Linked DNA regions of Homo sapiens: region 1 is linked to region 2. A link is a loop called in an ENCODE intact Hi-C map of the cell type or tissue named here. Cell type or tissue: Calu3. All regions are shown on one strand.

Region 1 (8,000 bases), 270 kb before region 2:
AAAGTTAAGAGCAGTAGATGTTTTCATTTGAACTACCAGTATTGGCCTTCCACCTTTCACTGAGTCATCCAATGCCATGATTGAACTTTCTTCCAAGTGGGTCTCTGAGAAATTCTCTTGTATTTGCCAGACGGCACCACTAATAATGCCTTATTTCCTCTGAAAGTCACCCTCACCTTTGTACTTTTCCATAAATGACAAATCAGTATTTTAGCCAATTCTTGACTGTGACTGTCTTTACCCTGTTCACAAAGCAAATGTTGGCATAATATATATTATAAAATATATTAAAGGTGTGCTCAGTGGGGACTGGATGTGGTCATTAGGAAGCTTCTGCTTGAAATTTTTGTCTCAGAACACATGCTTGAAACTGTGATTTAGATATTTTATAGACCATAACTGCTACTAAGACAATCTTCAACAACAGACGTTAATTTCCATCCCATATGTTTGCTTCCATTTAGATAATGTATATATGTACTAGGTATTATTTGAAAAATAATTTAATCATTAAATATTTGTGAGCAGGTGAGTAGATACTATTAGACAGATATGAACCCTGTCTTTAAAGAAATAATAGTAATAACAACAATATTACTTATAAAAAGAAAAACTGTGAAAACTATCTGTTATGCTGTGCTAAGTGCTTTACACATATTATTTAATTTGTGCAATAACCAGGTTCTTAAGTTATATGTTATATGTAATATCATAGTGTATTATATTCATATTTTGCAAATGAGTAAACTGAAGCTTAAAGAGGTCTATAACCCACCTAAGTTACATAAATAGCAAGGGAAAGATGAAAACTCAGTTTTGATCTTTGATGAAAAACTTATGCTCTAATTCATGATATACTGCTGCCCCCTTGGGGTTTATATCTGGGGTATAATGAGCAGACATAAGTAAATAAGTAATTGATTCTATTTTAGAAGTACGTGCTTTGGTTTTTTACAAGGGCCCAATTTTGGATCATTATGCTACATCTCCAGCTGCCACACCACCATCAGCCAGCACCAAATGGTGCCCTGGAGGTCAGGATGAAACATTTTTCTTTAGGGAAATGAAAAATAAACTCATTATAAGTTACTGTCAAAGCAAAAGCTGCACCAAAGTCAAACAGGTAAGGAAGACTTTATTCAAGTCAATTGCAATAAGAGAGAGAGGCCAGAAATCAATCTGTGCTCAACTCTACTGAAATACAGGGTGGGAGGATTTTTAAGCATTGGGGTGAAAGGGGGTAACATAGGCTACCTGTGTCTGCTAATTGGCCTCACAAAGAAAAAGCAAACCTTCTCTTATCTTCATGACAGCAGATAGTTTTACAACTTACAGCCAAGTGACCACTGAAGTTAAGCACTTACTCTCCCACAGAGACTGAGAGACAGGGTCACTATTTTCCCTAATGATAACATTTCAAAGGAATAGCTCTAGGTCCTTGAGAAAGATACGCCTGGTGGGTAGTAAAACTGATAAGAGATGTTTAAAAATTTACATTTCAAGTAGCAAACAAGAAGAATTTGCAATTATAAGGTATCTGAAATAAATACTCTTTATAAAGGGAGGAGAGGAACTCCTGTGACTGGGCCATCTGGATTCTTTAGGGGGAGGGAGTCAGAGGGAGATCAGGCCTTAAAGGCCAGAGGAAGACTGTCTAAAGTTTAATCAAGCTAAGGGACATGTTAAGACTGTCTTGGTCACTACAAACCCAGTGCATAACGCAAAATATGTACTTATAAATAAAGAGTTATACATTTTTCTCACTTTTTCCTCAAAATTCCCATTCCTCTTTAAAATTTGTTCCACTTATATGAACTTTAATTTGTATTTTTAGTCATTTCTTCTCACTCTTGTAGCCCTAGATATTAATTGGCAATCCACCTCCTATTCTTAAGTTTCCCCAGAATGCTTTGGTCTGAGTTTGCGGCAGCAACAAAACAACTTGCCATCAAAGCCCCAGCTGGAACCCTGAGGCTAGTTAGTTTCTTTCAAGTACTTCCCATCTTCCTCTGTATTCCTTGACTTTCTAGTGCCCTTGATCTAAAACCCACATTGCAAACTCTTCCATCTAATTTATATCTTCTCCTTCTCAGACTTATCATTCTCTATCTAATTCCACTTCTACCTCTTTACTGTAACTACATAGAAACCCATCCTATTTCAAAGAAACTTCTTTGTAATATGCAACATCTTGACTATTCCCCTTTACTTCTTCACCCTAACTGTAACCTTTTTCTCCTCTAATAATACCATTTTGCTCAAAAAAGCCTCAAAAGAAGCTTTAATTCTCTGTATTTTTAAGTGAGGAGGTACGTTCATCTTTCTCTTGTTTACCCACTGCAGTTTCATTCTCATTATACTTGATGCTCATCCAAAAAGTCCTCCATACTTGAGTCCCTAAAAATTGAACTATACTCTGTGCTCTTTATCTTCATCACTGTCGTCAACTCACCTCTACTCCCTTATGCCACAATTAGTGAGGGCTTTGGTATCTGGATTGTAATCTTTCCTTCCACCAATTCCTGTCACTATTCTGAAAGACAGCGTCCATGTGGGCTGCCATCTGACAAACTTCTTTCCCATTCCCCTCGAACAAAACACTTTTGAGGTCTATATTCCAGGCCTTGTCATCTTCCAAAATTCATTTTCTTATCCAAAATTTGAAAATATAATTCTCACAGCACAATCCCCTCTCTTTACATGTCTACTACTATCTCATCCCACTAAATCTTGATGAAACATTACACCTTCTTGAATCAACTGACCCTAGGAACCAGCACTGTGTGGACATTAACACAGTACTGTTAATTTCCTGTTATTCACACTTCTTCAAGGCCTGTTTTGTCAATCTCTGTCCTTTGAAGTATTACAGACTTGGGTACAAATCAGAGCTTCTCTGATTGCTAATGTCATTTACTCCTTATGCCATTTACTTGTACTTTCTGACCTTCAGTTTTCTCATCTATAAAAAAGTTTTGAAAATATACATGAAAAACTGCATTTTAAATGCTAAGCTCATATCTGGATCAATGTACTGTGTGCATTATTAACCATTATTATTTCCAAAATGCATTTTCTCTGAAATTGAATGCAAGAAAAAAAATATAATAGTTTTCACTACAAAGCTGTGGTTTCCAACCGCAATTGAGTGTTCCACATTGTTGAACAATACTTTTTCTTTTTCTCATTTGTCTCTCTTTATCATTTTTCTTTGTAGCTACCCAAATTTGTACCAATCTTCTCGAATTTTCTTTTTGCAAACACCTACCCTACTTTTGCACAAATCCTTCATGGAGAAAACTTGATACAAAGTATCTGATTGGTAAAATTTATTCAGACTCTTGAAACTTCTCCTAGGTTCATCTGTGCACTTCCTTGTAAAATCCAGTTTTAGCAAATACCTTGCTAACTATGTTTAGCAAGAATCCCCTACCCCCAATATCTGCTCATCCTTGGTATCCACTGGGGTTACTCATCCTCCACCATCTCATAAGTGATGTTTGATCACCCTAGCCTACCTTCAGCAAGAATCTTTCTAGGTCAATTTAGCCAGAACCCCCTTTACCCCTGATGCTTCCTCTTAGTCATGTTTTATCCACTGACCCCCACCTTGCAACTTGGCAATAAATTCCCACTTGCCCATCCTTTATTAAGAGTTGAGCCCAATCTCCCTCCCTCACTGCAAAATCCCATTTCAGTGGTCCCTGTACTTACCATGATGGTTTATAATAAAGACTTCCTTATCGTGCTTAACAAGTGTCATTAAATAATTATTTCTTTAACAAACTAAAGGTTTCAGAGTGGGGTTATATCAGCTTATTTCCCATTCATCTATAAACTTATCTATTTTTGCACTTATCCAGGCATCCATTCATCCATCTTTCTGTGAGTTCAAGAAATATTTACTAAACATCCTGCTATGTGCCAGATATTGGGAATATAATAAAGAACAAAACAGAGAGTTCCTTTACTCCTCAATCTTACAGTCTAGCATGACAAACAGTCATTGAATAATTTATTGCAGCTTTTCCAAGTATTACAAAGAAGACAACAACTTTCCACAGGAATGTAAAACATTCTTAATTCTGAATAATAATTGTCAGCTGAATCAAGAAGGAGATGAAGGGCATATGAGCCAAGAGAATGACATGTACAAAGTCCTTAGGGATGGAAAGAGCAATCAAAGACTAAAATCCGATATACCTGGATCACAAAGAATAAAGAAGGAAAGAACAACAAATGTTGCTGGGACCGCCAATGATTCACCAAAGTTCTTTTCCTCATCTTCCATAGTTGCTGGAAATATGGCTGCCCAAATGCATTACATTTCCCAGCCTTCCTTGCAATGAAGTGTGCTTTGTAACTAAGTTCTTTCCATTGTAGTGAGAATAGAAATATGTTCCACTTCCTTGCTTCACTCATAAAAAATATCCATGCATGCTTATTTATGCTCTTTCTCTTTCAGGATGATTGTTGGGCCATGCTCAGAATGACCTTGGAAACTAAGTATTAGAGATTGCAGATCTCATCAGCTTGTGTCCCAGTGTGGAGCCAAGCACTTGTTTATCCGAAACATCTACCCTGAACTTTTATAAGATCAAGAAATATATTTCTACTGTTTGAACCCTTACTTTTTGGGAGATTTCTTTGTTATAATGGTTCAGTCTACTGTAATCGTTAAAGTGAGAAAGGGATATTTTATGCAGAGCCTTGGAGGCCATAATAAGAATTTGAAGTAATTGATCGAAATAAAAGAGAGGGAAAAGTCAGTGATATCTTGTATGTTCCCAGCTGGAGTAATTGGATGGAAATAATTGTGCAATTTGCTAAGATGGGAAACACTAGAGGAGCAGGTCTAAAGAGCAATTTCACCAGTTCAGTTTTACACAGACTGAATTTAAGATGCCTGTGAATAATTCAAAAAGAGATGTCCAGTTGGTACACAGCCATTTAGTTGTGGAGCTCAGAAAATAGATTCCAGCTGGAAATAAAACTGAGAGTGGCAGATATTGAAGAAAACTGAAGCCACAGGGATGCATGAGATGAGCTCTTAACATAAAACATTTATTTCGCTGTGTAGTAAATAGAAATTTATCTTTTCATTGTCAATCTTTTTCTACTAATAGATATCTCTGGAGCTAGGTAATTCATAGTTAAAGTACATTTTTGTTCCAATTAATCCCTCAAAGATAGAAACTGTGACAATCCATTTCTATAAGTATACCAATATCTATTGTTAATTTATTAATTAAACATATTATCCTTCTACTTTAATACATAAACAGAAACAGAATTACACTTTACTTCCAACTCTTAACTGAGTTATAGAAATCCAGTGATTGTACCAATCTATTCTCATATATTCAGTTGCTACCACAACCTCACCAGCAAGCTTCTTGCATTTTATCTTTGCAGCTAAGCTTTTAGCATTTCATAGTTTTTATTATATGCATAATATTGATCTGAAATACATCAGGTCATTCTTTTTCACTTAAGCAACTGGTCTTCAGATGTTTGGTGCACACTGTCCCATCTATGGGGAAAGAGAAAGAACCATTCATTTAATGAGTGTCTACTATGTGCCATGCATAAGCACTAGGTGCTTAAAGCATATTTTCTCTTTTTATGTCAGCAAGTCTCACTGGAGTCGAAAAAATTTTAGCTCCAAGTCACCTGGCAAATGCAGTAGTGCAATTTTAGCTCACTGCAGCCTCCAACTCCTGGCATCAAACAATCCTCCCACCTCAGCCTCCCAATGTGCTAGAATTACAGATGTGAACCACTGCCCAGCCTTATTTTATACTTTGAATAGGACACACCAAGGTCAAATTTCTTCAACCAGCCAAAGCTTCTCTGTCACAGACTAAGCACCAAAATAGGACTTAGTCATAATGGATTCCAACCCTACACATACTTTGAAGATTATTGTAAGTAATAACGAACGCCCGAAAACATAAAATGGGGATTGGAAGCCTGTAGGGGAAGGAAAGGGAGGTGGGGAAATACAGAGTTCAAGGTGCTGGTGAAGTTATAAATCAGACTCCTGGACTTCCTGATAGTGTTGGTATGTGGAAATATCAGAATTAAACTCTTTGTATCCAACTTCCTACTTAACCATATGTTTGTCAAGTAGGGGCTTCAAATATTAACATGTCCATATCTAAACTGTATTCCCACCTCCAATCCCCAAACTGCTTTTTCCCCATTTTATAAATGTTATTATTCTGTGTTGTTACTCAAGTAAAAAACTTACAAGTCTACACTTTAAACAAAAATTAACTCAAAATTGGTAATAGATTTAAATGTAAAATGCAAAACTACAAACCTTTGAGAGGAAAACATAGGAGAAAACCCACATGGCCTTAGGCTTGGTGATGAGTTTTTATATACACCAAAAGCATGAAAGAAAAACTTGATGTTAGTCTTTTAAATTTACAAAGTCTGTTCTGCAGAAGACACTTAGGAGAATAATAAAACAAGTAACAGACTGAGAGGAAATATTTTAAAAATACATATCTAATAAAGGACATCTATCCAAAATATACAAATGACTCTCATATCCAAAATATACAAAAAAAAGACAAAATTGAACAATAAGGAAACAACTGAATTTAAAAAGAGGCAAAATATTTTAACAGAGACCTCAAAAAGAAGATATGCATATGATAGATAAGCAGATTTTTAACTGCTCACTATCACTATTCTGTAGGAAATCCAAACTAAAACAATGAGATACAACTACACACCTCATAGAATAGCTATGATTGGAAAAATTTACGATACAGTACTTCCTCCTTATCCACGGTTTCACTTTTCACTGTTTCAGAGATCAGAAAATATTAAATAGAAAATTCTGGAAATAAACTATAAGTTTTAAATTGCATCCCATTCTGAGTAGCATGATAAAATTTCGCACCTGCCTTCCTGTGTCCTTAATCATCCTTTTGTCCACTGTATCCACACTGTATACACAATCTGCCTGTTAGTCACTTAGTTGCCATCTTGATTTTCAGATTGACTCTCACAATATCACAGTGCTTGTGTTCAAGTAACCTTATTTTACTCAAAAATGGCCCCAAGGCACAAAAGTAGTGACACTGGCAATGCAGATATGCCAAAGGGAAGCCATGATGTGCTTTGTTGAAATGAAAATATTAAGTACTTGACTTAATAAGAAAGGAAAAATATTTTGCACTGAGTTTGCTAAGATCTACAGTACAATAAGATATTTTGAGAGACAGCAGTCACATAACTTCAATTATAGTATATTGATATCATTGTTTTATTTTAGTATTATTGTTATAATCTCTTACTGTGCCCAATTTATAAATTAAACTTTGTCATAGGTATGTATGTATAGGAAAAAACATAGAACATAAAAAGGGTTCAATACTATCTGAGGCTACGGGCATCCACTGGGGGCCTTGGAACGTATCCCCCAAGACTTTAATGTGGGACAATGGTACTAATTGCTGGTGTAGATGGAGAGCGACAGAATTCTCATTCATTGTTGATGAAAATGCTTACATATTTTAAAAGAAAACTCAAATTTATTTCTTTTATACAGACTGTTTTTAAGATTCTATTTCACATATTACTATAGCAACTCATTTTGGAAATCAGAATTTATATACTATGTACTCTGAGTCTAAACAATCCTACAAATTAAAATTGAACTCCACAAGCATATATTCCAAAATATCTATTTTTCTAAGTATTCCTTTAAGAAATTATGACATATACTAAGACAACCTTTTGATTTTTCATATTTATGCTCTTACAGTTCATGACAAACAGGCATCACATTTTATTGAGAAATATTCAGTTGTCTTTCTGCCTTCTCACTTATACAAGTGAATTTTATATAGGTGATTTTTTTCCTCTAAAAATTAATTTATTTAAACTTCAGTTTTTCTTATTTATCTTTCAGGTATTCTTGTTTGTTTTATTGTCTAAAAAAACATAAAATTAAACCATTTGTGGAAATTAAAAACATTATC
Region 2 (8,000 bases):
ATGCAAGTGGATTCTGCTCTCATCTTTCTCACAGAGATGATACCAGGATTTGGTGAAGAAGCCACATGTCAAAGAATCCCAAAACTGCTGGCTTTTTAGTCAGATTCCCTTTTAAACAGGGAACATCAGACTTTGGAAAGCAGGGTGGAGTAGACTGCATTGGGAAGCAACTGTATTGACTTTTTTTATTTGGGGATGTTGGAAGATTCTCTCATCTGTGGTTCTCTTGGTATAAGTAATCCTTTATCACCTTCACTGTTTGCTCATGGCCAACTCATGCCTCAACCACCTAACTCCTGTGTTTCACTCTCCTCTGGGGACCCTTCACTCCAGGAGGGTCTTTGGGGAAACCTCCACTAAAGGAGGGTCAATCCAGCCTCCTTTTTGTGGGTCTATTTCCAGCCTATAAGAAATAATACAAGAACTAAGCCCAGTTTGGGGGTTGATCATTTCTTTTTATGTTTTCTTTTTATAACTTGTTCTATTTTTATTGAAATACTATGTGCACATAAATTTCAAATAAGTTAGTGCTAGAAGGCTGAAAACAAAAACCATACTTTACACTCCCTACTCCGCATCTACTGCCCACACCCCCTCCTCAGAGGCAAACTCTTTCAAATCTCTTAGCTATATATTATGGGCATTTAACTCTATGTTTCCAAATAGTAGATGCATAAATTCCTACAAGGTTGAGTTAGGTTGCTTCATACAGCAGCAAAAGTTGGTGGTAGGATAAAGTGATGAGTTATGATATTTCTTTGGGGGTTCCTTGGAACTTGCTTTCACTTTCAGTTAACTCTCTAAAAGTTTCTTTTAAGATGACAGATTTTCTCAGAAATAGAAAAGTCAAATTACAAACCTGTTTAGAAGAAACTAAAAAATTAACAACAGAAAGTACACTCCAGCAAAGAGCTCCATGTTACGCTATGGCAAGCTCTACTATTAGGTTCCCAGATAAACCCATAGCATTATTATTCTGTGCACCAAGAAAACTCATGATGTTCTTGCACGTTCATTTGCCAAAATATTCAGAAAATAACTTTCAAAAACCAAACCAAATAGTTATGCTTAAAATACTTACAAAAATATAAGCAATAATAAAGTTAAACCAGGATGTTTTACTGGTGAGCAGATCTCATACTTCACCAAATTTAATAAATGTTTTATTATAAAAATTCAATGTGTCTTCTTGTACTAGGATGAAGACATTGAAGGCTGTGAAAGTCAAAGGAGGCTCGGCGCAGTGGCTCATGCCTATAATCCCAGCACTTTGGGAGGCCTAGGTGGGCAGATGACCTGAGGTTGGGAGTTCAAGACCAGCCTGACCAACATGAAGAAACCCCGTCTCTAGTAAAATACAAAATTAGTTGGGCGTGGTGACATTTGCCTGTAGTCCCAGCTACTCAGGACGCTGAGGCAGGAGAACCACTTGAACCTGGGAGGCAGAGGTTGTGGTGAGCCAACATCATGCCATTGCACTCCAGCCTGGGCAACAGGAGTGAAACTCTGTCCCCCCACCAAAAAAAAGTAAACAAAACACATGAAATTGTAATCAAAATAGTCATTCTTACCTACCATGGAAATGTAAACTATGTGCCCTGCTTGTCAATTTGTTCTGCTAATTATGCAATGCCCTTCTTGGATCCTGGAATAAAATGGCATTGTTCTCAATATTACTGGCATGCACGTATTTTAGAGACTTCGTATTACCCACAGCTATAAGCCTTTTAAAAATTATATGTTAAGGCCCCTTCTACTTATACTATAACAAGTACTATTTTCAGGAAAGCAGTTACTTCATAGGTATTTTCAGCTACTTCCTTCAGAACAGAAATAACTTCTTTGGGAAACGATCATCAAGAAAAATAGGGCCTTTTATTACAAGTATTCCATTTGTTCCATTTCTTGTGAAATCATCAAGATAGTGAAGGCATGGTAACTGTATCAACAGATGCTTCAAAAGGAAGTACATCAAATGTTTTAATAGTTTGACAAATTAGAGTATAAGGAAAATGAGTTAGAGCCTACTCTCGAAGAGCTCACTGCCTAATAAGGAAGATAAAATACTCAGTCATAATACTACATATGATGCTACAGGAACTCAGAAGATAAAATAACCAGAGGCTGCTTGGAAGATAATGTCTGACCTCATTCTGGAAAAAAAATCAGCCACAGAAAGAAGGGGAGGCTGAAATACATCAGTGGAACTACTATGTCACTTACCACTTATACTAATAGTGGTATTACTGTATCTCTTGTGCATCAGTGATTAAATTATACCTGTGTGTATAGGTGTTACCTGGCCCTCTTTGCATCACCTTATGGGAATTGGGGTTTAGAAAACCAACACAAAAATGCAAATACTTTGGCTATGGCTATTGGTTTGATTAGTAAATTTTTCTTCATCCTTGTCCCAGAAGTCTTGAGTCTTCCACCAGGATTCATGAAACTGTGGCAGACTAACTTGTTAGCTTTCAAGAGGAGTAAAATTTCAGCCCTTTCAAAGTTCTTCACAGTGACTGTGTCACATATTGTTACATTTTGCTGTATAACAAACAAATACAAAATTTAATGGCTTAAAACAGTAACAACTAAAGATAGACACATTCATCAATGAAATGGAATACAGAGTCCAGGAATATAACCAGATAAGTAAGATCAAATGACTTTTTTTACAATGGTACACAAGTGATTCAATGGAGTAAAGACAATTTTTTCAACAAATGAGCTGGAACAAATGACTATCCATATGCCCCAAAGTAAATATCAACCTATATCTCACACCTTATATAAAAATTAACACAAAATAGACCATAGATCTACTTTAAAATGTAAACCTATAAAACTTTAAAAGTAAGCGTAGAAGAAAATTTTTGTAACTCTGGGTCATGCCAAGAGTTCTTAGATATTATACCAAAAGTACAATTCATGAAAGAAAAAAATTACAATCTGGGCTTCAAAAAATTATAAACATTTGATGTGTGTAAGCCACTGTTAAGAGAAAAGCACTGTTAAGAAAAACCACAAACTGAGAGAATATGTTTGCAAACTCTATATTTAGTAAAGGACTTGAATCCAGAATATATTGAGAACTCTCAAGACTCAAAAGTAAGAAAACAATCAAATTTTTTGAAGTGAGCAAACTATCTAAACAGGTACTTCACCAAGAAGATATATATATATATATGGCAAGTAAGCACATGCAAATATGCTCAACATCGTTAATTACTAAGGAAATGCAAATTAATACCACAATGATATACTACTATATACCTATTAGAATGTCTAGGGGTTTTCTTTAATGACCATACCAAACTCAAATGAGGATGTGTGAAGCAATTGGAACTCATTCACTACTGGTGGGAATGTAAGGTATAGCCACTTTGGAAAACAGTTTGGCAATTTCTTATAAAATTAAATTTTAGATATTTTATCCAAGAGAAATAAAAAGTGATGTTCACACAAAATCCAGTGTATAAACGTTTCTAGCAGCTATATTCAAAATTTCTAAGCACTGAAAACAAATGTCCCAAATGTCCTTCAGCTGGTGATTGAATAAAACAAACTGTGATAAATCCAAAAAACAGAATCCTACTCACCAATTAAAAGGAACAAAGTACTGATACAATAACACAATGAATCTGAAATCCATTAACGTAAGTGAAAGAAATCAGGCTCAAAAAGCTATAAACTGTAAAATTCCATTTATGTCATTCTGGAGAAGGCAAAAGTAGCACACAAAACAGATCAGTGGTTTCCAAATCTTGGATGTAAGGGAGGGTTGACTACAAACAAGCAGCACAAAAGAATTTTGGAGGATGATGGAACTGTTCTGGTGAGTATCACACAATTCCGTGTATTTGTCAAACTTCATTAGAACTATTCACCAAAGAGACTGAATTTTATTATTTCTCACAATTTAGGGGATCAACTGGAGTTAGTTGGATGCTTCTTTGGCTCTATGCAGCATTAGCCAGGGAAATTTACAAAGCAGCATTGATCAGAAACTGGTCTAACCTGGAAGGTCAAAGAGGCTTCACTCGTGTCTGGCATGTTAGAGCTCCTCCATGTGGCCTCGTCACGTGGCTAGCTTGGGCTTGTGAAGTTAGCCCAAGAGATTACGGTGGGAATGACTCTGCCAGCTCTGGGCCTAAACTTTCAGAGGCCTAGCAGCTTCCATCTTATTCTGCAAAGCCAGCCATCATGTAAGAAATTTAGCTATCCTGAGACTACTGTGCTAGGAAGAAAGAGGACCAGATTAAAGACGAGGGTAAATCGAATCCATCTTTTGATGGTTAGAGTGGTGAATGCACAACAGCGAGGGGAGAAAATCAAAGCAGCCATCTTTGGAGACTACCTAATGCCCAAAGGCACTAAAAATGCCCCAAAGCACTGAAAAATGTCCATTTGGTTCAGAAATTTACTTACTGTGGTGCACATAGATTAATTGTATTAACATGACAGTAGGATTGTAAGCCAAATTATAAGTATATGAAGATTAAATGGAAAACAAAGAAGTGAGACAGTAAATATAATTACTTCATAGACTAAAAGAAAGAAATGAGAAAGGCTTTCAGATACATGCAGGGTAACACAAAGAAAAGCTTTCAAATTATATATATTAAAAAAAAGACCTAAAATATTTATACACTGAGTGGACAGACCCATCAAGAGAGTTAAAAACAAAAGCCACAAGAAAGAATTAAATTTGTAAATGAAAGAAATAAAATAACAAAAGTTAAAAGAAAAAGTAATAAAACATGTTTATAACCTCAAAGTAGGGAAGAATTTCCCAAATGGACAAAAACAAGGACGCTATAAAGAAACCTTACACAAAGACAATTTAGAAGATGATGACTGACCAAATGGAAATATTTGCTAGATAGGTAATCTGTAATACTTAAAGACTTATAACACGTCAATTAGAAGGACAATCCATATGAAAAAAAACTGGGCAAAGGAGCAAAGGACTACACAGTACAAATGTACAATGCAAAAAATAAGATATAAATATTACCAATAAACAGTGATGAGATGCTCAATCCTACTAGTAATCAGGGAATTGCACATGAAAATAAAATATCTTTTTCCTATAAAATTGACAAAAATTAGAAATATTGATTTGTACCCAGTGATGATGAAGAAATGGGGAAGTGGACACTCACAGACTCTTGGTTGTAATATAATTGGTACAAATTATTTGAGAAGTAATTTGGTAGTACTTGTTATAATTCAAAACAAGCACATCATTTGAGTCGGCATTTTAGCTTCTAGCAATCTAGTTTATGAAAATAAAAGCGTAAGTATGGAAAGACATATGCAGATGGATTTTTGTATTATAAGCAATATTGAAAATTAGAAACAATCTAAATATACATAAAGAAATGATTGAGGCCGGGTGCGGTAGCCTACACATGTAATCCCAGCACTTTGGGAGGCCGAGGCAGGTGGATTGCCTGAGGTCAAGGGTTCAAGACCAGCCTGGCCAACATGGCGAAATCCTGTTTCTATTAAAAATACAAAAATTAGCTGGGCATGGTGGCGGGTGCCTGTAATCCCCACTACTGGGGAGGCTGAGGCAGGAGAATCACTTGAACCCGGGAGGCAGAGGTTGCAGTGAGCCGATATCGCACCACTGCACTCCAGCCTGGGTGACAGAGGAAGGCTCCATCTCCAAAAAAAAACAAAACAAAACAAAAAACAGAAAAGAAAAGAAAGAAATGGTTGAATAAACTATAATGCTGCCATATAATTGAATATTATGCAGCCAATATAAAAGGCAGATCTATATATTGATTTGTTAGTGTAAAAAGCAAATTTTAGATCAATTACAGAATAATCTTATTCTTGAAAATATGAAAACATCTGGTTATCCACATAGATTTATTGCATATATTCAAGAAATATAAATTTAATTAACATAGATTACCTTAGGGAAGATGAAATTTGATGACTGGGTAATAGAAGGAACATTCACTAGGCAATTTAGATAATTTTTAAGGTGAAATTACAGATGATTCTTTTTGTTATTTTCTAGCATTTTTCTGAAATAAGAGAGAAAATAACTGCCTGAGCAAGGATGTAGAGGACACTGGAGAGAAAGGAGCCAAGGACATAAATGGAAGGGCTCATCTCAGACACCACAGACACTTCACTCTGGACGTGCATGAAAAGAGGGAAGAGTTGGTGAGGATATAAATCAGTAGAAGTGCAGGAGGTAGGGTGGGAAACCTGGAAGTTGAGACATCTTGCCTGATGGTCCTGATTTCTCAATAAAGATGAAGATGAAACCTGGGCTTGAAGAAAGTGGTCAGGATTTGGAAGAATCAATGAAGAAAAGGAGAAAGGATGCTCACCAAGGATGAGGCAGGAAAAGTGCACCCCTGGAATTCTATATAGGCCTAGAAGTGGCCCTTAACTGCAAGGCAGGCTGGGAATGTAATCTTGCTTTCTGGCCAGAAAGAAGAGAATAGATTTTGGTGGGCTGCCATCATCCTCTGCCACATTGTGACTATCTTAGATTTTCTTGGTAACACAGATCACTTTTCCTACTCCCTCACAAATCTGTATTCAATTTTACACTCATCCATACTCAATTTGAACAAGTTTCCTTTAAAAATTTTTTTATTTTTTTTAACTGACAAAAAGTACTTATATTTATGGGGTACAATATGAGTTTAATAGTATGTATATATTGTGGAATGGCTAAATCAAGCTAATTAATATATGCATTACCTCACATATTTTTGTGTGAGTAACTTAAAATCTATTCTCTTAGCGATTCAATTTTCTTTCCTTAATGAAGACATTATAGAATTATTGAAGCTGAAAAAAACCCTTAGAAATTTTCTCATCCAATTATCTCATTGTATGGATGAGAAAATGGTGACACACAGAGATAAATGATTTTCCAATGCAGCATAGCTTAGAAATAGTCTTTGGACTGACCCAGGCCAGAGCAGTTCCCATGATGCCATACAAATCCCCTGTTACTGTGATTAAAAGGTGAGAAATACTATGTCTGTGATCATTACAAATAGATGTCTCCAAATAGATGTCTTTCAAATAGATGCTTTGAAAATTAGGCATTCTCTCTGTTAAACAAAAATTACTCCTATTTAGGCCATAATCCTAAGCAACTTAATGCAGGAACAGAAAATAAAATACTGCATGTTCTTACTTATAAGCAGAGCTAAACATTTACCACACATGGACATAAATATGGGAACAATAGACACTGTGGTCTACTAGAAGGGAGAGAGAGGGAGGGAGGAGGGAGTTGAAAAACTACCTATCAGGCACTATGCTCACTATGGATGATATCCATACCCCAAACTTCAGCATCACACAATATTCCCATGTGACAAATCTGCACATGTACTTCCTGTACCTAAAATAAAATTTGAAATAAAAATTACCCCATTGAAGGTGATTATATGTAATAAGTATATTACTATTAATTTTCTATGAAATGCATTAAAATGAGAGAGAACAGGTGAGTAATTTGAATTGATGTATATTTTTAATATCAGTAGCTTCTCCGAATCCTACAGTTTGCACCATATTCACACTCTTCAAAATACCATTCAAGGCTATGCCATGTTTTGGGAAAGATTACAGTGCCCTCTGCAGCTTCAGCATAAATAACACAGTTGGGGAAAAAAACAGTAATTGAAACATCAACATAAAAGTGTGTGCAATTAATATGCCTCAGAAATTCACTTTTCTTCCTAAACTGAATGAAAACACTTACATAAAGATCATATTTAAGCACAGTTCACTACAGCATGTATGACAGGTACCTTTTTGTGTAAAAGATATGCAATATAGAAAAAGATGTATATGTGTGCCTATCTGTAAATTATTTTGATGAGAACACTTTAGGAAATGGCACAGTTGCCTCTGGGGAGGTGAAATGACACCTTAGGAGTCAATGTAGGAAGATTTGTTTTTCACTGTGAATCTTCTGTTCATTTGAATCTTTTGACCATATGCAGGTA

What was found. A loop is a pair of places that touch in the nucleus more often than their neighbours do. Peaks named below come from ENCODE experiments on the same cell type or tissue, not always from the same donor. Only the 100,000 strongest peaks of a DNase experiment are listed, where the experiment ranks them.
Region 1: a loop joins it to region 2, with 3 times the contacts of the local background. A loop is called at or near these places in 6 of 110 quality-filtered maps.

The regions. Positions count from the first base shown.
Region 1 is chr4:103,471,797-103,479,796 of GRCh38, reverse strand. No RefSeq gene overlaps it. Among named protein-coding and RNA genes, the nearest start is that of LINC02428, 51 kb to the right of the region's middle. In Calu3, no CTCF peak of the experiment used is centred here; no DNase peak of the experiment used is centred here.
Region 2 is chr4:103,203,944-103,211,943 of GRCh38, reverse strand. No RefSeq gene overlaps it. Among named protein-coding and RNA genes, the nearest start is that of CENPE, 9.6 kb to the right of the region's middle. In Calu3, no CTCF peak of the experiment used is centred here; a DNase peak (open chromatin) is centred at 4,073.